Linked DNA regions of Homo sapiens: region 1 is linked to region 2. The links are chromatin loops, found by intact Hi-C in ENCODE. Cell type or tissue: left ventricle myocardium inferior. All regions are shown on one strand. Links, peaks and the distances in the headings refer to the core of each region. The heading gives the core; the rest is flanking DNA.

Region 1 (16,996 bases), core at 4,903-12,902, 59 kb after region 2:
AGAGCATCAAGATATATGCTCTTTTGTTTTTTTTTTTTTGAGACCAAAACTCACTCTGTCGCCCAGGCTGGAGTGCAATGGAGCAATCTTGGCTCACGGCAACCTCCACCTTCCAGGTTCAAGTGATTCTCCTGCCTCGGCCTCCCGAGTGGCTGAGATTATAGGCATGCCCCACTACACCCGGCTAAGTTTTGTATTTTCAGTAGAGACAGGGTTTCACCATGTTGGCCAGGCTGGTCTTGAACTCTTGACCTCAGGTGATCCACCTGCCTCAGCCTCCCAAGGTGCTGGGATTACAGGCGTGAGCCACCGCGCCTGGCTAGATATATACTCTTTTCCTCAAAAACCCTCAGCAACCTAGGACATTTTAGGACTCATTTCCTCCTTCCTTATTGGGGAAGATAATGTGTATCATCTACTTCTTTCAAAATAAGAAGTAGGCTGGGCGCCATGGCTCATGCCTGTAATCCTAGCACTTTGAGAGGCCAAGGCTGGAGGATCACTTGAGGTCAGGAGTTAAGAGACCAGCATGGCCAACATGGTGAAACCTCATCTCTACTAAAAATACAAAAAATTAGCCAGGCGTGGTAGTTGGTGCCTGTAATCCCAGCTACTTGGGAGGTTGAGGCAGGAAAATCACTTGAACCTGGGAGGCGGAGGTTGCAGTGAGCCGAGATCGCACCACTGCACTCCATCCAGCCTGTGCAACAGAGCAAAACTCCGTCTCAAAAAAAAAAAAAAAGAAAAATAAGAAAAAAAAGAAATTGGAGATTTAAGTTCAGTGTGTGAAAAATGTGTAGAGTATTTACAGCTATATACGTGATAGGATAATCTACATAGCTGTTAACTAAGACAGACCTCTATGTCACCCTATCTGTAAGTCATTAAACCAGCAAATATCTACCACTTAGAAAACAAGAACAGGACCAAAAAAGGTTTGATTAAAAAAAAAATCTCAAAGTCTATGCACTCAAATTTACAATAAACTTGGCTCTCAGAGTCAATGTTCATATTTTATTTAATTTATTTTTTTGACACAGAGTCTCACTCTGTTGCCCAGGATGGAGTGCAGTGGCGCGATCTCGGCTCACTGCAACCTCTGCCTCCCAGGTTCAAGTGATTCTTGTGCCTGAGCCTCCCAAGTAGCTGGGATTACAGGCACCCACCACCATATTCGGCTGATTTTTATATTTTTAGTAGAGACCGAGTTTCATCATGTCGCCCAAGCTGGTCTTAAACTCCTGAACTCAAGCGATCCGTTCGCCTCAGCCTCACAAAGTACTGGGATTACAGGCATGAGCCACCCTGCCTGGCCAATGCTCGTATTTTAGAAATAATTCAATTAATGAGGAATAGGTAGAAACAACATACTAGAGGCAAAAAGTCAGGGCAAACAAGGACTGCTATGCCCAAAGGAACAGTTCAGAAAACTAAAGCATGCACACATGCCACTTAACATCCAACAACAAAGTTCCTACTAATTTGAAGTAACAGAAGATTTTTTTTTTTTTTTTTGAGACGGAGTCTTGCTCTGTGGCCCAGGCTGGAGTGCAGTGGCACGATCTCGGCTCACTGCAAGCTCCGTTCATGCCATTCTCCTGCCTCAGCCTCCCCAGTAGCTGGGACTACAGGTGCCCACCACCACACCCAGCTAATTTTTTGTTTTAGTAGAGACGGGGTTTCACCGTATTAGCCAGGATGGTCTCCATCTCCTGACCTCGTGATCCGCCAGCCTCGGCCTCCCAAAGTGCTGGGATTACAGGCATGAGCCACTGCACCCGGCCAACAAAAGATATCTAACAGAGGCTGTGTGAGGTGGCTCACACCTGTAACCCCAGCACTTTCGGACGCTGAGGCAGGTGGATCAACATCAGCCCAGTCAACATGACAAAACGCTGTCTCCACTAAAAACACAAAAATTAGCGCTGTGTGCTATGGCTCACGTCTGTAATCCCAACACTTTGGGAGGCCGAGGTGGGTGGATCACCTGAGGTCAGGAGTTCTAGACCAGCCTGGCCAACGTGATAAAACCTCATCTCTACTAAAAGTACATGATTAGCCGGGTGTGGTGGTGCACGACTGTAATCCCATCTACTCCGGAGGCTAACGAAGGAGAATCGCTTGAACCTGGGAGGCGGAGGTTGTAGCGAGCCAAGATCGTGCCACCACACTCCAGACTGGACAACAGAGGAAGACTCTGTCTGAAAAAGATAAATAAAATAAAAATAAAATAAAATAAGCCAGGCCTAGTGGAGCATGTCTGTAATCCCAGCTACTTGGGAGGCTAAGGCACAAGAATCACTTGACCCCAGGAGGCAGAGGTAGCAGTGAGCCTAGATCATGCCACTGCACTCCAGCACGGGAGACGGAGTGAGACTGTCTCAAAAAAAAAAAAAAGAAAAAGATCATCTAACAGGAAAAACGTTCACAACACGCAGCAAGGTTACAAAGGAGGATGCAGAATAGGATTCCAACCTAATTAAAAATAAGTAAGGCCGGGCCAGGTGCAGTGGCTCACGCCTGTAATCCCAGCACTCTGGGAGGCCGAGGCAGGTGGATCAGGAGGTCAGCAGATCGAGACCATCCTGGCTAACACGGTGAAACCCCGTCTCTACTAAAAACACAAAAAATTAGCTGGGTGCGGTGGCGGGTGCCTGTAGTCCCAGCTTCTCGGGAGGCTGAGGCAGGAGAATGGCGTGAACCCGGGAGGTGGAGCTTGCAGTGAGCCAAGATAGCGCCACTGCACTCCCGCGTGGGCGAAAGAGCGAGATTCCATCTCAAAAATAAATAAATAAATAAAAAATAAGTAAATCCTGGTGCGGTGGCTCACGCCTGTAATCCCAGCACTTTGGGAGGCCGACGTGGGTGGATCACCTGAGGTCAGGAGTTCTAGACCAGCCTGGCCAACATGGTGAATCCCTGTCTCTACTAAAAAAAAAAAAAAAAAAAAAAATTTGGCCAGGCGTTGGGGCAGGTGCCTCTACTAAAAGTACAAAATTAGCCGAGTGTGGTGGTGCACGCCTGTAATCCCAGCTACTCTGGAGGCCGAGGCAGGAGAATCACTTGAACCCGGGAAGCAGAGGCTGCAGTGAGCTGAGATTGAGCCACTGCACTCCAGCCTGGTGGACAAGAGCGAGACTTCGTCTCAAAAATAATAAATAAATAAATAAATACATAAATAAATAAAATAAAAATAAAATACATAAATAATTAAAAAACTAAGCTGGGCATGGTGGCTCACACCTGTAATCCCAACACCTTGGATGGCCTGGGAGGAGGGGATTGCTTGAGGCCAGGAGTTGAAGGCCAGCCTGGGCAACACAGTAAGACCCCATCTTTACAAAAAAAATTAGCTGGGCCTGGTGATACGCACCTACACTCCTAGCTACTCAGGAGCTTGAGGCCAGATGATCACTTAAGGCCAGGAGTTCAAGGTTATAGTGAGCTATGATCACACCACAGCACTCTAGCCTGGGCAACAGAGCGAGAGTCTGTCTCTAAATTAATTTAAAATAATCATTATAATTTAACAAACTAGACAAACAGCAATCCCAGTTATCCCACCTTAAGTCAGGACAGCATTACATCTTGCATGGACCAATGCAATGGCCTTCTAAACAGTTTCCCTGCTTCCCCTCTTGCTCCATTACCCACCATTTTTCACACAGCGGCCACGGATTTCTAAAATGTAAATCCATTATCAGCAAGAAGACTTCCCTTCTGAAACCACCATGCTGAAAACTCTTAAAGTCCAAACTCTTTCACATGGCCTACCAAGTGCTTCAGGGCCCTATCAGCAGATCTGCATCCAGCCTGACATACTCGCCTCTAATCACACTGAACTTCTTTCAGTAGCCAGAACATTCTAGGTCTTTCCTTTCCTGCCTCTGGGCCTTTGTACATGCCATTCCCTCTTCTAGGAATATACAAGCAATTCTCTATGTTTACACTAGTACACGAGCCTAAAGATGTGTATATAAGAAGGCTATCTACTACTAGGGTATTTTTCTCTAATGGCAAAAGATTAAAAACAAGCTGGGCGTGGTGGCTCATACCTGTAATCCCAGCACTTCAGGAAGCCTGGGCAGTTGGGAGGCCAGGGCAATTGGGAGGCCGAGGCAGGTGGATCACCTGAGGTCAGGAGTTTGAGACCAGCCTGGCCAACATGACGAAACCCTGTATCTACTAAAAATACAAAAATTAGCCGGGCATGGTGGCATGTGCCCATAATCCCAGCTACTCGGGAGGCTGAGACAAGAGAATCGCTTAAACCTGAGAAGCAAGGATTGCAGTGAGCCGAGATCACGGCACTGCACTCCAGCCTAGGTGACAGAGCAGCAAGACTCCGTCTCAAATAAAAAAAAAACAAAAAAAAACAAAGATTGAAAACAACTCAAACGTCTAGAACAACGTGTATAGTAAGCTACTATTTGTGCTTTATTTTTTATTTTTATTATTTATTTATTTATTTTGAGACGGAGTTTCACTCTTGTTGCCCAGGCTGGAGTGCAATGGCGATCTCGGCTCACTGCAACCTCCACCTCCCAGGTTCAAGCGATTCTCCTGCCTCAGCCTCCCGAGTAGCTGAGATTACAGGCGTGTGCCACCACACTCCGCTAATTTTTGTATTTTTAGTAGAGATGGGGTTTCACCATGTTGGTCAGGCTGGTCTTGAACTCCTGACCTCAGGTGATCCACGCACCTTGGCCTCCCAAAGTGCTGGGATTACAGGCGTGAGCCACCACGCCCGGCCTTTTATTTTTATTTATTTATTTTTGAGACGAAGTCTTGCTCTTGTCCCCCAGGCTGGAGTGCAATGGTGCAATCTCGGCTCACTGCAACCTCCACTTCCCGGGTTGAAGCGATTCTCCTGCCTCAGCCACCTGAGTAGCTGAGATTACAGGCGCCTGCCACCACGCCCAGCTAATTTTTGTATTTTTAGTAGAGATGGGGTTTCACCATGTTGGCCAGGCTGGTCTCGAATTCCTGACCTCAGGTGATCCGCCTGCCTCGGCCTCCCAAAATGCTGAGATTACAGGCGTGAGACACCATGCCCGGCCTATTTGTGCTTTTTTAAAAAGATACATAAACTTGGCCAGGCACATTGGCTCATGCTTGTAATCACAGCAATTTGGGAGGCCGAGGTGGGTGGAACACTTGAGGCCAGGAGTTCGAGACCAGCCTGGCCAACACGGTGAAATCCCATCTCTACTAAAACTACAAAAATTCGCTGGGCATGGCCGCACATGTGTGTAATCTCAGCTACTTGGGAGGCTGAGGCACAAGAATCACTTCAACTCAGGAGGTAGAGGTTGCAGTGAGCCAAGATCACGTGTCTCACTCCAGCCTGGGCAACAGAGTGAAAACCCTGTCTCAAAAAAAAAAAAAAAAAAAAAAAAAGATACATAAACTCATACATTTGAATATACGCAGAATTTTCTTTGGATGGATACATCAGAAATTGGTATTTATTGCCTCTGAGGAAGAAAAATGAGAGATCAGAGGCAAGACTGAGGATTACTTTTCATTATTAACATTTTGCACTGTTTGAAGTATTTCCCCCTCATGTTCTTACATTAAATGTGGTGGTTACAGAAAATTTCCATAGCACAATTATATTTTGTTTAAAAAGTTGTATTATATGTACATGCCTGTTAATAAAAGTGCAAAGTCAACACACCAGACTATTAATAGTCTTCAGCTCTGGGAAAACAAAGTTAAGGGATTCTTTAGGTTCTAATGTAATTCTACAATCATTAGACTCTTCCAAAGAATGAAACTAAACATTACTTGGGTAATATTTAAACAAAGTTTAAGACCAAATTTAAGTGAGGATCACTGCAAGAACTGCCTCTGCAACCTCAATCCCCTCTAACAGCTGGGCAGATGCAGGAGCTTCCTCCTGCCTTACTCTCCTCCTGGCTGCACTTCTATAACTGTTCCAGTGGCCCTCTCGATTCCACTCAAGAAGTCTAGACTGGCTGGGAGCGGTGGCTCACGCCTGTAATCCCAGCACTTTGGGAGGCCGAGGTGGACGGATCACAAGGTCAGGAGATGATGAGACCATCCTGGCTAACACAGTGAAATCCCGTCTCTACTAAAAAAAATACAAAAAAAAAAATTAGGCAGGCGTGGTGGCAGGCGCCTGTAGTCCCAGCTACTCAGGAGGCTGAGGCGGGGGAATGACATGAACCCGGGAGGCGGAGCTTGCAGTGAGCCAATATCGCACCACTGCACTCCAGCCTGGGCAACAGAGCGAGACTCCATCTCAAAAAATAAAAAAAAAAAAAGAAGTCTAGACATTACTGCCAAGTAAACTAGGCAAAAACACCTTTTATCATTTCATTATCCTTTTTTTTTTTTTTTTTGAGACAGAGCCTCCCAGGTTCACACCATTCTCCCACCTCAACCTCCTCAAGTAGCTGGGACTACAGGCGCCCGCCACCATGCCTGGCTAATTTTTGTATTTTTAGTAGAAACGGGGTTTCACTGTGTTAGCCAGGATGGTGTCGATCTCCTGACCTCGTGATCCGCCCACCTCGGCCTCCCGAAGTGCTGGGATTACAGGTGTGAGCCACCACGCCCGGCCCATTTCATTACCTTTATCAGAAAGTTTCAGTGCTACTTCCTACTGTACTGCATTCCCTTTTCCTTTAAAAATTATGCAATACAGGCAACAGGAGAAAGCTTAAAGAAACCTACCTATAGGTTTTATACACACATTCTGGCTTATATCCAAATTCGCAGTCCCCTCCCCAATATATACATATACTTACTCTCACGAGATCATACCATACATATTGTTTGATAATCTGCTTTCTTTGTACTTTGTTTCAAATATCTTGCCATTTCAACATATTTTTTATACATAATGGCTACACAACATTCTATTATAAGGCCAGGCACGGTGGCTCACGCCTGTAATCCCAGCACTTTCGGAGGCAGAGGCAGGCGGATTACGAGGTCAGGAGATCCAGACCATCCTGGCTAACATGGTGAAACCCCATCTCTACTAAAAACACAAAAAATTAGCGGTTCTAGCTACTCAGGAGGCTGAGGCAAGAGAATGGTGTGAAGCCGGGAGGCGGAGTTTGCAGTGAGCAGAGATCGTGCCACTGCACTCCAGCCTAGGTGACAGAGGGAGACACCATCTCAAAAAAAAAAAAAAAAAAAAACATTCTATTATAGGGATGTATCATAATTTAACCAGTCACCTATTGTTAAATATTTTTATAGCCAGATTTTGGTAATTCTGCTTTAATCTAAGAAAAGAAAAAAAGTATTTGCATTAAAAAAAATTACACAAACTATACAAAACCAACAAAAAGTGACCCCCAAACCAAACTACCCTCACACTACTAGTTTTGACTGATGATTTCCACGTCTGTTTAGTCTTTTTTCCCTAGGCATTCATTCATCCAAATAATTACTTATTGAGCTTCTGCTATACGCCAGGTTTTAGTTTGGGATTTTCTTTACTTTTATTCCATAATAATTAACTTTTTGGTATTATGCTATTAAAAAACCTCTCTCATAAGCATTTTGCTGGTTAACAGCCTTCCGTTTTTTTTTTTTTTTTTTTTTTAAGACAGGGTCTCACTCTGTCACCCAGGCTAGAGTGCATGCAGCCTTAACCTCCTGGGCTCAGGTGATCCTCCCATCTCAGCCTCCCAAGTAGCTGAGACTACAGGTGTGCACCACCACACCTGGCTACATTTTTTTTTTTTTTTTTTTTTACAGACAAGGTCTCACTAAGTTGCCCAGGCTGACATTCATCTTTTTAAATGGGTTAGGGTTTTATATCCCTTGCAACATGCAACGAGACCTTGTTTTCTTACCCACTTCTCTACTGCTCAACAGATTTTCTGATAAATCTAACCCATTTTCCTATGGCACAATATTTCCGTTTAGTTCATTAACATTTGTATTATCTGGTGGTCATCGAAGTTCAGTTTAATGCAAAATATATACAATAACCAACTTGGCTGGGCGCGGTGGCTCACGCTTGTAATCCCAGCACTTTGGGAGGCCAAGGTGGGCGGATCACCTGAGGTCAGGAGTTTGAGACCAGCCCAGCCAATATGGTGAAACCCCGTCTCTACTAAAAATACAAAAATTAGCTAGACATGGTGGCGCACCTGTAGTCCTAGCTATTCAGGAGGCTGAGGCAGGAGAATCGGTTGAACCCGGGAAGCAGAGGCTGCAGTGAGCCGAGATTGCACCACTGCACTCCAGCCTGGCGACAGAGCGAGACTCCATCTCTCAAAAAAAAAGAGGAAAGGGAAGCCCAAGGAAGTCACCTCTAATAGAACTGCCCTGCCCAAGGCCATATAGCTATTAAGCTGCATGGCCAGGACTTGGAGTCCTAATGGGATTAAAATAAAATTCATCCTCCCAAAGTGCTGGGATTATAAGCATGAGCCACCACGCCCAGCCTCAGAAAACTTAATTCTTACTTACTTATTTGTTTATTGAGACAGGGTCTTACTCTGTCACCCAGGCTGAATGAAATGCAGTGGTGGGACCACGGCTCATTGCAACCTCAACCTTCTCAGCTCAGACGATCCTCCGGCCTCAGCCTCCTGAATAGCTAGGACTACAGGCATGCAACACAACGCGTGACTAAAGAAAATGTAATTCTTTTTTTTTCCTCTATCCACAAGGACATATGGAAAAAATGTAATTCTTAAATGCCACTTATGTTAAGAGCAATATGTTAATAACAATACTTAGTAATTGTAAAACACACAGTTAAGAATAGATGCTTTTGGCTGGGCGCAGTGGCTCACGCCTGTAATCCCAGCACTTTGGGAGGCCGAGGCAGGCAGATCAAGAGGTCAGGAGATCAAGACCATCCTGGCTGACAAGGTGAAACTCTGTCTCTGCTAAAAATACAAAAATTAGCTGGGTGTGGTGGTGGGCGCATGTAGTCTCAGCTACTTGGGAGGCCGAGGCAGGAGAATGGTGTGAACCTGGGATGCGGAGCTTGCAGTGAGCCAAGATTGCACCACTGCACTTCAGCCTGGGCAACAGAGCAAGACTCCATCTCAAAAAAAAAAAAAAAAAAAAAAAAAAGATGCTTTTGGCTGGGCGTGGTGGTTCATGCCTGTAATCCCAGCACTTTGGGAGGCCGAACTGGGTGGATCACCTGAGGTCAGGAGTTTGAGACCAGCCTGGCCAACATGGCAAAACCCCATCTCTACTAAAAATACCAAAATTAGCCAGGCGTGGGGGTGAACGCCTGTAATCCCAGCTACTCGGGAGACTGAGGCAGGAGAACTGCTTGAACCTGGGAGGGGGAAGTTGCAGTGAGCCGAGATCACGCCACTGCACTCCAGCCTGGGCGACACAGTGAGATTGTCTCAAAAATAAATAAATAAAGTAGTCCTCTTAACAAACTGGCAAATCTAAAGAAGTGTTTCCTTGAGGTCTGTGAACTGCTTTAGCAAACTAATGGAACCCAAGAAAGAGGTCGTGGGAAACTCAACTTGAAGCCAGTTGGTCAGAAGCTCTGAAGGAATGGGCTTGTGACTGGTAGGAAGGACAGGTGGTCTTATGGGACTGAACCCTAAACGTGTGGGATCTGACACCATCTTGGGTAGATGGTGTTGGATGACACCTAGTTGGCATACACTGTTTGGTGTGTGAGGAAAATCCCTCCACCCCATCTTTGGTCACGTAAGTCTTTTTTTTTTTGAGATGGAGTCTCGCCTTGTCGCCAAGCCAGAGTACAGTGGCATGATCTCGGCTCACTGCAACTTCCGCCTCCCGGGTTCAAGCGATTCTCCTGCCTCAGCCTCCCCAGTAACTGGAACTACAGGCACGCACCACAACGCCCGGCTAAATTTTGTATTTTTAGTAGAGATGGGATTTCACCATGTTGGTCAGGATGGTCTCAATCTCTTGGACTTGCAATCTGCCCACCTTGGCCTCCCAAAGTGCTAGGATTACAGGCATGAGCCACTGGGCCCAGCCACGTAAGTCTTCTTTTGTGTTGATGGTGGTTGTTATGTGAAAGCAAAGGAAAAACCTGGGCTTGAGAGTTTTTCCCTACACAAATACTACAAGGACAAAGTAAGGAGCAGGATAGCAGAGCTGTTCTATAGCTCAAATGTATTGCTTCTCAAACATATCCACTATAGAACCTATACAGAGAGAACTTCCCACCCTCAGGCACTCATGCTCATTTTGTTGAAGACCTATGTTATCTTAATCATACAGTTTTCATTCTGCTCCAAAAATGTCTATTTGTTTTAATATAACAATATTTAATATTTATTTATTTATTTATTTTTTGAGACGGTCTTGCTCTGTCACCCAGTCTGGAGTGCAGTGGTGTGATCTTGGCTCACTGCAACCTCTGCCTGCCTCCTGGTTCAGGTGATTCTCCTGCCTCAGCCTCCCGAGTAGTTGGGATTACAGGCACGCACCACCACACCCAGCTAATTGTCTTCTTGGGGTTTTTTTTGTTGTTTTTTTGAGACAGAGTCTCACTCTGTTGCCTGGGCTGGAGTGCAGTGATTTCAACTCATTGCAACCTCCGCCTCCCAGGTTCAAACAATTCTTCTGCCTCAGCCTCCCGAGAAACTGGCATTACAGGTTCCCGCCACTACACCCAGCTAATTTTTTGTATTTTTAGTAGAGACGGGGTTTCACCATGTTGGCCAGGCTGGTCCCGAACTCCTGACCTTGTGATCCGCCCACCTCAGCCTCCCAAAGTTCTGGGATTACAGGCGTGAGCCACCGCGCCCAGTCTTTTGTTGTTTTGGGGGGGGGGGCGGGGGGGGGCAGACAGAGTCACTCTGTCGCCCAGGGTGGAGTGCAGTGACACAATCCTGGCTCACTGCAACCTCTGCTTCCCAGGTTTAAGCGATTTTCCTGCCTCAGCCTCCCAAGTAGCTGGGATTACAGGCACCCACCACCACACTCGGCTAGTTTTTATATTTTTAGTAGAGATGGGGTTTTACCATGTTGGCCAGGCTGGTCTGGAACTCCTGACCTCAAGTGATCTACCTGCCTTGGCCTCCCAAAGTACTAGGATTACTGGGATTTTGGAGGCCTTGGCCTTCCAATGTACTGGGTGTGAGCTACCGTGCCTGGCCAATATTTAATATTTAATCACTGACCAGTTAAATTACTTAACTCACCACCTCCTCTATGACTATAACTGAAGTTCTAGGAAGATGGGTCATGTTTATCTTTCTTGTGACTCCAAGTACCCCGAAATCATACCACCTGATTCCCTAAGGGTATTCATATCCCAGTTTGAGAAACAGGGATCTAAGCAATTAAGCTAGTCATAACACTTGAAAGTGATTAACGTGTTCCTATAAACCCATTCCCTAAACTCTTAAAGGTTCGATTTCTCAATAGTTTTTAAATCAGCAACTTTTGGTATGCACTCTGTGTCAACACTCCTAAAAGAACCTGCAGGGCGTAAGTTATTTTTGGAGTGACAGAATACTACCACAGACCTTCTCCTTCCCATCTAGCAGGATAACAAGTTGCCCATTTGGAAAATAAAGGTTTGAAGAATAACAGAACTTTCATTCCTATTCCCTTCTCTTTATTTGCTCCAGGCAGAGCTTGTAAGAAAAATCTTAGTAGTCATTTAGATGATTCATTCACATAAGCTTATCTAATCCTGGCATTTGTAATTTCCACTTCTACATTCCTTTTTGCCATTACACATGTACGATTAAATTATTTTCACATTTTTCTAGGGTCTGAAAAAAATGTGCTTTCCGGTACCGTGAGAAGAGATAATTTTTACAACCAGAATCCCACTTTGTTGTTTATGAGATCCCAAAGCATAGTAGATTCCAATATTTATAGAAGGTCTGTTCCAAGTTCCATATAATGTCCATTATATTTTATAGCAAAAATTACAGGCTAAATTAAAATGATAATCACTGTCACACTCTGACGCAAAATGGGCAATGAGCTAGGCTAACTCAAATTAAGACAATTTTTATCCAGGATACCAGGTTCCCCAAGAACAGGATTCCATCTGTTTCTTATCAAAATTACAAGTAGCCACAGGTCATGGACTTTCTTTTCAGTTCATTTGCCAATAGTCAAAATACACATTCCAAGGGTTTCTACAGAAAAGCAGCCACAATTTCCTGGGATCTTTCTATGTACATGTTCAGAATAGTACTTAAAGCTTTACAAAACACATTCTCATTAACGGAGAATAGTCTCTGAGATTGGTGGTGTTATTCTCTCACAAGTGAGGACTACAGGAGTAGACAGGTTAAAGTAACTTGCCCCATATTACCCAGCTAGTATATCATCGTAAAGAGTTTCAAACCCAGGACTCTGATTATGAAGCCTGTATGCTCTCAATCACCTGATATCCTGCATCCCCTATATTCAAGAATTAGCCAACAAATCCTCCAACTCCAGGAGGGTTATATTACTACCATTTTTAAGATAGAAAAAATGGAAATAGCACTTACCTCTCCGTGGCTGCAAAGTCAGTTTGAGGAGGGAAAATAGAACCCAGCTCTCAAGCCCCTGGTCAGCAATCTGTCCACTAGCGCATCTTGTTCTTTGGCTTCAGGTCCGTAATCATTCTAAAAGAAAAGCACAAATCATTTTATGAAACACTAAATTCATACAAATACGCATATAGTATGAAAAAAAATGAGGGAAAACTGAAGACAGAAAAAATTGGGAAAGAAACAAAACACCTGTTCATGTCATGTCACTAACCGAGCCATTCCATAAATGTCCACCATCAAGCCAATAACAAAACATTCATTTATTTTTTCACACATTTGCTAAATATATAAAGGACTAAAGGTTTCTAAGTAGCAAAATAGTACTCCAGGCTCACACCAGTAATCTTAACGCTTTCGGAAGCCAGGGTGGGAGACTCACCCAGGAGTTTGAGGCTGTACTGAGCTGAGATTGTGCCACTGCATTCCAGCCTGCTTGACAGAGTGAGAGATCTTGTCTCAAAAAAAAAAAAAAAAAAAAAGGCCAGGCGCGGTGGCTCATGCCTGTAATCCCAGCACTTTGGGAGGCCAAGGCGGGCAGATCACGAGGTCAGGAGATCGAGACCAGCCTGGCTAACATGGTGAAACCCCGTCTGTACTAAAAATACAAAAAATTAGCCGGGTGTGGTGGCAGGCGCCTGTAGTACCAGCTACTTGGGAGGCTGAGAATGGTGCAAACCTGGGAGGCAGAGCATGCAGTGAGCCGAGATCGCACCACGGCACTCCAGCCTGGGCGACAGAGCGAGACTCCGTCTCAAAAAAAAAAACAAAACAAAACACTCCACTGCAATATTGCAACCAAATAATGGCACACATATTCAAACTACCAAAAAATTAATTATTGGCTGGGCGCAGTGGCTTACGCCTGTAATCCCAGCACTTTGGGAGGCCGAGGCAGACAGATCACGAGGTCAGCAGATCAAGACCATCCTGGCTAACACGTGAGACCCCGTCTCTACTAAAAATACAAAGAAAAAAATTAGCCGGGTGTGGTGGCGGGTGCCTGTAGTCCCAGCTACTCAGGAGACTGAGGCAGGAGAATGGCATGAACCCGGGAGGCGGAGCTTGCAGTGAGCCGAGATCCTGCCACTGCATTCCAGCCTGGGCAACACAGCGAGACTCCGTCTCAAAAAAAAAAAAAAAAAATTAATTCTTATGGCTGCAGTAATGGCTCTCTAACAGTTTATTTCCGTATCTTTAGCAAGTAGTGGTCTTACTGATTAAGTTTGTTCATGCCACAAGTAAAGGCTATGCTTTCCAGTTTAGTAAGATAACTGGGGAAGCCAAGGCAGGTGGATCACCTGAGGTCAGGAGTTTGAGAACAGCCTGACCAACATGGCGAAACCCCATCTCTACTAAAAATACAAAAATTAGCCAGGCGTGGTGGCACACGCCTGTAATCCCAGCTATTCAGGAGGCTGAGGCAGGAGAATCGCCTGAACCCAGGAGCCGGAGGTTGGAATGAGCCGAGATCGCGCCACTGCACTCCAGCCTGGGCGACAGAGCTAGACTCCGTCTCATTAAAAAAAAAAAAAGATAACTGGCAAAAGGAGCTTTTACTGACCTTTGAAAATCCTAGAAGCATAGCAATGAAACAGTTTTTTTAGTCGAATAACGGAATACTTTGTTAGATGGCATCTTTTCACCCTAAATTACAAAATGAACTGTCAAGCTTCAAGCAAAGGTAGAGTGGAACCTACCTCTAAAGAAAAAGAAAGAAAGAAAGAAAGAAAATCCCAGGCCAGGCACAATGGCTCACACCTGTAATCCCAGCACTTTGGGAGGCCAAAGCGGGCGGATCACGAGGTCAAGAGATTGAGACCATCCTGGCCAACATAGTGAAACCCCGTCTCTACTAAAAATACAAAAATTAGCTGGGCATGGTGGTGCAGGCCTGTAAACCCAGCTACTCAGGAGGCTGAGGCAGGAGAATCGTTTGAACCCAGGAGGCGGAGCTGCAATGAGCCAAGATCGTGCCACTGCACTCCAGCCTGGCGACAGAGTGAGACTCTGTCTCAAAAAAAGAATAAAATAAAATCCCAAATGAAATAAAGAGCTAAATTTGAACTAAGTGTTTCCAAATAGGCCAGGCACAGTGGTTCACGCCTGTAATCCCAGCACTTTGGGAAGCCAAGGCAGGCGGATCACAAGGTCAGGAGTTCAAGACCAGCCTGACCAACATAGTGGAACCTTGTCTCTACTAAAAAAAATACAAAAATTAACCAGGCGTAGTGGTGTGTGCCAGTTATCCCAGCTATTCAGGAGGCTGGGGCAGGAGAATCGCTTGAACCCAGGAAGCAGAGGTTTCAGTGAGCCAAGATCACACCACTGCACTCCAGCCTGGGCAACAGAGCAAGACTCAGTCTCAAAAAAAAAAAGAGTTTCCAAATAATATAGCCAGGTGTGATGGCTCACACCAGCAATCCAGCACTTTGAGAGGCCACAGCAGAGGACTGCTCGAGCCTAGGAGTTCAAAGCCAGTCAGGGCAACATGGCAAAACCCCGTCTCTACAAAATACATAAAAATTAGCCAGGCAGGCCGGGCACAGTGGCTAACGCCTGTAATCCCAGCACTTTAGGAGGCCCAGGCGGGTGGATCATGAGGTTAGAGTTCGAGACCACCCTGGCCAACGTGGTGAAACCCAGTCTCTACTAAAAATACAAAAACTAGCTGGGCATGGTGGTATGCACCTGTAATCCCAGCTTCTCAGGAGGCTGAGGCAGGAGAACTGGTTGAACCCGGGAGACGGAGGTTGCAGTGGGCCACCATCGCACCACTGCACTCCAGCCTGGGTGACAGAGGAAGACTTCGTCTCAGGGAAGAAGAACAACAACAAAAAAAAGGCCAGGCATGGTGGCTCACGTCTGTAGTCCCAGCACTTTGGGAGGTCGAGGTGGGTGGATAACCTGAGGTCATGAGTTCCAGACCAGCCTGGCCAACATGGTGAAACCCCGTCTCTACTAAAAATACAAAAATTAGCTCGGCACGGTGGCAGGCACCTGTAATCCCAACTACTCCCGAGGCTGAAGCAGGAGAATCACTTGAACCTGGGAGGCCGGGGTTGCAGTGAGCCCAGAACATGCCACTGCACTCCAGCCTGGGAGACAGAGTGAACTCCATCTTAAAAAATATATATATATACACGTATACATATATATGCCAGGCATGGTGTTGTGTGCCTGTGGTCCCAGCTACTTGGAAGGCTGAGGTGGGAGGATCGCTTGGGGCAGGTGGGGGACAAGGCTGCAGTGAGCCATGATCACACCACTGCACTGCAGTGTGGGCAACACAGTGACAACCTGTCTCAAAAAAAAAAAAAAAAAAAAAAAAAGCCGAGTATGGTGGCTCACACCTGTAACGTCAACACTTTGGGAGGCCGAGGTGGGAGACTTGCTTGAGCCCAGGAGTTCAAGACCAGCCTGAGCAACATAGTAGGATCCTGTCTCTACAAAAAAATAAAAGAATCAGCTGGGCATGGTGGCACACGCCTATAGTACCAGCTACTTGGGAGGCTGCAGCAGGAAGACTGCTTGAGCCCAGGAGTTCAAGGCTGCAGTGAGCTATGATCATGCCACTGCACTCCTATCTGGGCAACAGCTATGATCATGCCACTGCCTCAATCAAAATGTATTAAAAAAAAAAAGTTTCCAAGCAATTTGGCACATGAGGTACATCTTCTAAGAGGAAATCCATCTCACAATTAGCTAAACTCCACAAAACTCACTAATACTTAGATGAAGCTAAAGTCTCCTCTGTTGAGAGGCAATTTTTAGTAACACAAATAGGTGATTAGCATATTTAGTCCAACCAACACTTCCATACTGGAGTCCATTATTATTACCAGCATACCTCAAAGGGAATGAAATTTTCTACCCCTGAAAATTCCAAGAGTGACCAAAAACAAGGATCAAGTGTGAAAGAATACCATCCTAACCCTCACCTTTGGACTGTATTTTGGCAGTCTATATGCAATGCCACAACTTTGCATTCAAATATTAAATCACTGAGAAAATGCACAAAGATACTAGCAGGAAAGATACGAAGACAGACTACAGAAAGTTTACAGGTGTTTAAAAAAAATGGGCTGGACACGGTGGCTCACACCTAATCCCAGCACTTTGGGAGGCCAAGGCAGACAGACTGCTTGAGGCCACGAGTTTGAGACCAGCCTAGGCAACATGACAAAACCCCATACCTAGAAAAAATTAGTCCCAGCTACCCAGGAGGCTGAGGTGGCAGGATCATTTGAGCCAGGGAGGTGGAGGCTGCAGTGAGCTGTGATCACACCACTGCACTCCAGCCTGGGTAAAAGAGAAAGACCCTGTCTTAAAACAAACAAACAAACCCCACAGGCCGGGCACGGTGGCTCACGCCTGTAATCCCAGCACTTTGAGAGGCGGAGGCGGGCAGGTCAGGAGATCGAAACCATCCTTGCTAACACGGTGAAACCCCGTCTCTACTAAAAATACAAAAAATTAGCCAGGCGTGGTGG
Region 2 (8,059 bases), core at 60-8,059:
GCCTCCTGAGTAGATGGGACTACAGGTGCCCACCCCTACGCCTGGCTAATTTTTGTATTTTTAGCAGAGATGGGGTTTCACCATGTTGACCAGGCTGGTATGGAACTACTGACCTCAGGTGATCCTCCCGCCTTGGCCCCCCAAAGTGCTGGGATCACAGGCATGAGCCACCGCCTGACCCTGAGTTTCTTAGAAGGGGCAATCTCAGTGCAGAAACTGCTTTCCCTCTCCAACCTTTACGATTTGGCTCTTTTATATTCATTACCGCATCCATTCTGCCAGCTGACTGTGACTTTGGTTGTTTTTCAAAACCCGCCCACATTAACAGTACCCATCTTGCAGAACACAAGTACCCTTCTACTCTGGACTTCTTCTTGAAATGTAACAGGCCTCTAAAGACTTCCTCAGATGTTCCTCAGTAAAAACTCCTAAAAAGCCATTTCCTGAGAGTTTGTTCTCGACATGCCCTTAACTTGTTCTCATGGCTTAGTTCCCACATCCCCAAAGAACAAGGACCCATCTGGCTCCCCCACATGCTCGGAGAAGACGCCAGCCTCCAGAGCAGAGATGAACAACTTACGCTGGTTCTGTTTGGGCTGGTTGGTTCTGCCAGGGGGTCGTCCTCTCCGCTTCTTGGCGGGTGGTGGGGCTGGGGTCACAGGCTGAGGCTCTGGCTCAGGTTCAATTTCTACGGCAGGCTCCTCCTCATCCTCATTGTCGTCCAGATCTGGTTCAGCATTTTCTTTTCATGAAATCAGGAAGCACAGGTGGTGGGGCAAGGAGAAGGGTGGTGGAAGATGAAAGAAAACAATTATATATTATTTGAAGTCTTGTTTTATAAATATATATATATATATATATACACTTTCTTTCTTTTTTTTTTTTTGAGACAGTCTCACTCTATTGCCCAGGCTGGAGTGCAGTGGCGCGATCTCGGCTCACTGCAATCTCTGCCTCCCAGATTCAAGCAATTCTCGTGGCTCAGCCTCCTGAGTGGCCGGGACTACAGGCACGCACCACCATGCCCAGGTAATTTTTTTTTCCTTCTTTTTTTTTTTTTGAGACAGAGTCTCACTCTGTCGCCCAGGCTGGAATGCAGCGGCACGATCTCAGCTCACTGCAACCTCTGCAACCTGGGTTTAATTCTCCTGTCTCAGCCTCCTGAGTAGCTGTGACTACAGGCATACGCCACCACACCTGGCTGATTTTTGTATTTTTAGTAGAGATGGGGTTTCACCATATTGGTCAGGCTGGTCTTGAATTCCTGACCTCAGGTGATCCACCTGCCTCGGCCTCCCAATGTGCTGGGATTACAGGCATGAGCCAACGTGCCCAGCCAATCCAGATAATCTTTGTATTTTTTGTAGAGATGGGGTTTCGCCATGTTGGCCAGGCTGGTCTCAAACTCCTGACCTCAGGCAATCTGCCTGCTTCGGCCTCCCAAAGTGCTGGGATTACAGGTGTGAGCCAGCATGCTCAGCCAATTATTAAGAAAAATCAATTTAAGGCTGGGCACGGTGGTTCACACTTGTAATCCCAGCACGTTGGGAGGCTGAGGTTGGAGGATCACTCATGTTCAGGAGTTCAAGACCAGCTTGGGTAACATAGTGAGACCTTATCTCTACAAGAAATAAGAAACTGGCAGCTGGGCGTGGTGGCTCACACCTGTAATCCCAGTACTTTGGGAGGCTGAGGTGGGTGTATCACCTGAGGTTGGGAGTTTGAGACCAGCCTGTCCAACATGGAGAAACCCTGACTCTACTAAAAATATAAAATTAGCTGGGCGTGGTGGCGCATACCTGTAATCCCAGCTACTCGGGAGGCTGAGGCAGAAGAATCACTTGAACCTGGGAGGCGGAGGTTGCGGTGAGCTGAGATCCGCCACTGCACTCCAGCCTGGGCCACAAGAGTGAAACTCTGTCTCCAGAGAAAAACAAACAAACAAACAAAAAACAAAAACGAAATTGACTCGGTGTGATGGCTCATGCCTGTAATCCCAGCACTTTGGGAGGGCAAGGTGGGCAGCTCACTTGAGGTCAAGAGTTCGAGACCAGCCTGGCAAATATGGTGAAACCCCGTCTCTACTTTAAAAAAAACAAAAAAACAAAAGGTGGCCAGGCATGGTGGCTCACACCTGTAATCCCAGCACTTTGGGAGGCTGAGGCGGGTGGATCACAAGGTCAGGAGATCGAGACCATCCTCGTCAACATGGTGAAACCCTGTCTCTACTAAAATACAAAAAATTAGCCGGGTGTGATGATGCATGCCTGTAGTCCCAGCTACTCGGGAGGCTGAGGCAGTGGAATCACTTGAACCCAGGAGGCAGAGGTTGCAGTGAGCCAAGATTGCGCCACTGCACTCCAGCCTGGCAACAGAGCAAGACTCCGTCTCAAAAAAACAAACAAACAAACAAAAACAAAAACAAAATTTACCCAGCGCAGTGACTCATGCCTGTAATCCCAGCACTTTGGGAGGTTGAGGCAGGTGGATCACCTGAGGTTAGGAGTTCGAGACAAGCCTGGCCAACATGGTAAAACCCCGTCTCTACTAAAAATACAAAAATTAGCTAGGTGTGGTGGCGGCACCTGTAATCCCAGCTACTCAGGAGGCTGAGGCAGAAGAATTGCTTGAACCCGAGAGGTGGAGGTTGCAGTGAGCTGAGATCACGCCATTGCACTCCAGCCTGGGCAACAGAGTGAGATTCCGTCTCAAGGAAAAAAAATAAGAAAAAAAAAAAAAGGAAGAAATTAGCAGGACACGGTGGTGTGTGTCTGTAGTCCCAGCTACTCAAGAGACGGAGGCAAGAGGCCTGCTTAAGCCAGGGAGGTAGAGGCTGCAGCGTGCTGTGATTTCACCACTGTATTCAGCCTGGGTGATACAGTGAGATCCTGTGTAAAAAAAAAAAAAAAAAAAAAGCCCATTTAGGCTGGGCATGGTGGCTCACGCCTGTAATCCCAGCACTTTAGGAGGCCGAGGTGGGTGGATCACCTGAAGTCAGGACTTTGAGACCAGCCAGGCCAACATGGTGAAACCCCATCTCTACTAAAAATACAAAAATTAGCCAGCTGTGATGGCGGGCACCTGTAATCCTAGCTACTTAGGAGGCTGAGGTATGAGAATCACTTGAACCTGGGAGGCGGAGGTTGCAGTGAGCTGAGATCACTCCACTACACTCCAGCCTGGGTGACAGAGTAAGACTTTGTCTGGGAAAAACAAACAAATAACAACAAAAATAAATAAAAACTAAAAACAAAACAAAAGCCCATTTAAAAATGCTTTTAGGGGAGCAGGGTGTGAGGTTCCAAAAAATAATAAATAAAAATGCTTTTGCTGGAATTTTTGCTATCAGGATTAATATAATAAACAGGTATTACAGCAGAATGAAGCAAATCGACTTGAATACTATTATTCACATTTTATGTGGGATTGGCTATTACTTTTTCCTTTTAGCTTTAGACCCTTTTTTGACTCAACACAATACCGAATTTCAAATTCTCATGATCCCCCTACCTACTATACCAGGATAAAGCAGGACACTAAGCCGGAAATGGACCCTTGGAGATGTGGTTCTGCTCATCTCTAAGTGGGCAGGAAGGGTAAGAGTGAGTGAGTGAGAGTGTGTGTGTGTGTGTGTGTGTGTGTGTGTGTGTCAGGGGACAAGACGGAAATTCTTTTTCTTTTTTTTTGAGGCGGGGTCTTGTTCTGTCACCCAGGCTGGAGTGCACTGGTGCGGTCATAGCTCACTGCAGCTTCTAACTCCTGACCTCCCAAAGTGTTAGGATTACAGGCTTCATCCATCACGCCTGGCCAGAAATTCTTACGCATTGTGAGGTCCTATTTACTAAGGTAAGTAGCAAGAGTTCTTTTGAAACTATTATTGATTCTCTTTTAAGGTCAAGTTTTTGGACTTAATTCCCAGCTGTACTAGACCCAATGTGTCATTTCCAACCCTCTTGCTCTCCTCCCTAATGCCACAATTGTCCATTCGTGGTAAAATAAGTGGTACATGAAAGTGAGGAAACTATTGTATAAAGAATACTGACGAGGAGCCAGGCAACAAGGCTGAGTCTCAGATCTCTTACTAGGTACGTGACCTGGGACATCTGACCAGCTGAGACTCAGTTTCCCTGAGTAATTTCTGTAACATTCTCACTCCATTTAATAGTGACACCTGGGGATCAACAGGACTCACGGAACTCATTTAATCCTGCTCCGTAACCTATAGTCTACCACAAACACAGCTTTTACTTATAGCAAACATCACAATTTAAAAATTCACCATTTTCCACTTAGGCTTCAGTACTTCATTGAATGAGGGTGTTACCCTCATTTTATAGAAAAAGTGAGAAACTAAGTGACTGCAATGCACAGCTAAGTCACAGCAGGTAGAATTCAAACCTCTGCCCTCAGTCTGGGGCTGTTCTGGCGCCCACATCTGCAGGCAGCCAAAGAGCTTTTGTTATCCCTCCCCCATGGCTGCGGCACAAAATGTACACTGCCTGCCTTCCTCTAGAAAGCACGGGTTATTAACATGCACTCTCTTTCTCTGGAACAAAATGTTTAAATTTAGAGATCTGTGGGTAAACTCCTGATCTTCCAGATAAAATGCCTTATTTCTCAAGTGACTGAAATCCTAAGTGAAAACGTGGGGAATATATAGATAGGTGGCAGTGTGTCAAGAACGAGAGATGCTTCCCTGCTGAACTTCTTCAAGCCCTCTATTGCCTAAGTTGGCCCAATGCCTAGAAAACTAAACAAGTTCAGTCAGAATTGGGGGAAAAGCACACAAAAGCAGGCTAACAGGATCAAAGGCTTATTGGCTTGGTGGTATTTCAGCAAAAAGCCTTGAAAACAGCAGTAGACCATCTGCTGGTCAATCTCTGTAGACAGCCGACAGGCAGAACTTCTGGGTCAGGACAAGTAAGACTGCATGGCCAACAGTGGCATGGAGCCCAGGCTGACGTCCCTTTTCTGGGGGAGATAAAGAGTCACTAGGTATAAGGCCTGGAACCAAATTCCATGCTCTACTAACCAGCAGCAGACAGAACACAGAACTGTAGAAATCTATCAGAAGCTATCAATAATCTCTTTTGACTAAAGATGCTTCTGGTTACATACAATTAGGGAAAGAAGCTGGTCTTCCTGGAGATGAACCACAGAAGTGAACAAGGCAGTATCAGGAGAAAGCAGGACATAGGACAGAGTCTGGCAGCAGGCGGCTTTGCAACTAAGAACAACTATAGGGATCCCCAAGGTTAAGATTATCTGATCACTGGTAATATCTGGGAGTCTCCTAACATTTCTGAAAACCCCCAACAGTTCAGTGCAATAATTTTTTTCCCTTTTTTTTTTTTTTTGGAGACAGGGTCTCGCTCTGTTACCCAGGCTGGAGTGCAGTGACACTATCTCAGTTCACTGCAGCTCAACCTACTGGGCTCAAGCCATCCTCCCACCTCAGCCTCCCAGGTAGCTGGGACCGCAGGCGCAGGCCACAACCCCCTGCTGATTTTTGTATTTTTTTGTAGATAACAGGGTTTTGCCATGTTCCCCAGGCTGGTCTTGAACTCCTGAGCTAAGGTGATCTGCCTGCCTTGGCCTACCGAAGTGCTGGGATTACAGGCGTGAGCCACCATGACCAGCTGCAAATTGACATCTTAAAGGAGGCATACACTTAACACCCAGTGACTGAAGAAGATGCTACTTAAAACGGATACTCCATTTAAAAAAAGGAAAAAAAAAAGGGGGGGGGGGTGGGGGGGACCTTGTTACAGATCCAAACATAAACAGCTTAGTGCTTTCATGAGAAAGTTTTACAATAAAACCCATAAAGTAGCTGGGTGCAGTGGCTCATGCCTATAATCCCAGCACATTGGGAGGTCGAGGCAGGAGGATCACTTGAGCCCAGGAGTTACGAGACCAGCCTGAGCCACACAGTGGGACCCCATCTCTATTTAAAAACAAAAAAACAGCCGGGCACAGTGGCTCACATCTGTAATCCCAGCACTTTGGGAGGCCGAGGCGGATGGATCACCTGAGGTCAGGGGTTCTGGACCAGCCTGGCCAACATGGTGAAACCCTATCTCTACTAAAAATACAAAAACTAATAGGGTGTGGTGGGGCATGCCTGTAATCCCAGCTACCTGGGAAGCTGAGCAGGAAAATCGCTTGAACCCAGAAGGTGGAGGTTGCAGTGAGCAGAGATCGCACTACTGCACTCCAGCCTGGGCAACAAGAGGGAGACACTGTCTCAAAAAAAAAACAAAAAACAAAAAAAAAACAAACAAAGAACAAAAAAAGCCCAATAAAGTCACTAAAGTTCTCCAATATGTTCCTTCTTCAAAAATCTCAACCCCTCCCCACTATTTCTACTGACAACCAGTGCAAAACACAATATGAAGAATCCCTAGACTATCAGGCATCATCTATAATCTCTCCAGTTTAATGGTGCTTCTGGGAAGTCCATTTCCTAAAACCAAACTCTCTACCACCTTTTCCATCCATACCTTAAGTCTTTAGTTACAGAGGTGCCTTCCCACCTGGATGCCAGCAACCTAGATATCCACACTACAGAATCTAACACTCTGAACATGTTTGTGTAATTAAATGTGGCCTCCAAGTTACCAAGACTCTTGTTCCTCCACCCTCTTTGTGAGGCTTGGCACTTTTTGTTTTTTTTGGAGACAAGGTCTCACTTCGACCACCAGACTGGAAGGCAGTGGCGTGATCACAGCTCACTGCAGCCTCAATTTCCCGGGCTCAGGTGATTCTCCCACCTCAGCCTCTCGAGTAGCTGGGACTATCGGCATGTACCACCACACCTGGCTAATTTTTAAATTTTTTGTAGAGACAAGGTTTTGCCATGTTCCCCAGGCTGGTCTCGAACTCCTGACCTCAAGTGATCTGCCCATCTTTGTCTCCCAAAGTGCTGGGATTACAGGCATGAGCCACTGTGCCCGACCGAGGCTTGGCACTTCTAAGCACAACCTCCTGCCTGGGTTTCATGACTAGAGAGGCAAAAAACACTCCAAAGAGTACCTGTGGTAGGAAAATAGGCAAGATTTTAAACTTTAAATGGAGAGATTAAGGTAGGAAGAGAAAGGCTGACCTTCACTGACTTGATCAGCACCTCTCAAGGTTAGGCTGACACAGGCAGTCAAACCATAAGTGAAGATGCTTAAACAACCTTCTTCATGTCCATTAGATTCACTGCTCTTATCTAGACCAGCTTCCTAAATGTAAAAGTTAAGAACATAGGAAAAGAAACTCTGCTGGCCTTAGAATATCACAAATTTGAATAAACTGAATAAAAATATTAATTTTGCTTTAACTCAAGATTACGTATAAGGCATTAATAATGGCCGGGCGCAGTGGCTCACACCTGTAATCCCAGCACTTTGGGAGGCTGAGGAGGGCGGATCATGAGGTGAGGAGATCGAGACCATTCTGGCTAACACGGTGAAACCCCGTCTCTACTAAAAAATACAAAAAAATTAGCCAGGCCTGGTGGTGGGCGCCTGTAGTCACAGCTACTCGGGAGGCTGAGGCAGGAGAATGGCGTGAACCCGGGAGGCTGAGCTTGCAGTGAGCCGAGATCGCGCCAGTGCACTCCAGCCTGGGCGACAGAGCGAGACTCCGTCTCAAAAAAAAAAAAAAAAAAAAAAAAAAAAAAAAAAAAAAAAAAAAAAGGGCATTAATGAGCGGAATGCCACGAAGAAAAAAGAAAATATGCCCCAGAAAAACACTAACTGCTGTTGTAAATAGACGTTAGGAGATGAGAAGTTTAAAGAAAGGAAGAGTGTGTGCCCGCCTCTATATCCCAGCATATCCATACATAAACACACTGGAAACTGGGCTCCAAAGCCTGCCATAGTAAGCAAATCAAGGAACAAGTCACTTACCACTGTCAGAGGAATCTTCTTTCTTAGAGCGCATCTTTCTTTTTCTTCCACGTTTACTCTTCTTCGTTTCTCCTCCATTTTCCCCCTCTACGCCATCTGGGCCAGCACAATTATCAGCATGTCTTGCCATGGTATTCTAACAAAAAGAACAAAATCCTCTT

What was found. Hi-C counts contacts between places; a loop is a spot of excess contacts. Peaks named below come from ENCODE experiments on the same cell type or tissue, not always from the same donor. Only the 100,000 strongest peaks of a DNase experiment are listed, where the experiment ranks them.
Region 1: it touches region 2 in a loop (2.4-fold over the local background); 48 of 110 quality-filtered maps call a loop at or near these places.

What each region holds. Positions count from the first base shown.
Region 1 is chr16:67,566,730-67,583,725 of GRCh38, reverse strand. It overlaps CTCF (CCCTC-binding factor), which reads right to left. Exons shown (of 12, transcript NM_006565.4): 2 at 12,462-12,578. Among named protein-coding and RNA genes, the nearest start is that of CTCF, 13 kb to the right of the region's middle. In left ventricle myocardium inferior, for the core only: no CTCF peak of the experiment used is centred there; no DNase peak of the experiment used is centred there.
Region 2 is chr16:67,629,373-67,637,431 of GRCh38, reverse strand. CTCF (CCCTC-binding factor) reads right to left here. Exons shown (of 12, transcript NM_006565.4): 10 at 7,899-8,034; 11 at 581-742. Among named protein-coding and RNA genes, the nearest start is that of CARMIL2, 12 kb to the left of the region's middle. In left ventricle myocardium inferior, for the core only: no CTCF peak of the experiment used is centred there; a DNase peak (open chromatin) is centred at 4,931; H3K27ac peaks cover 887 bases.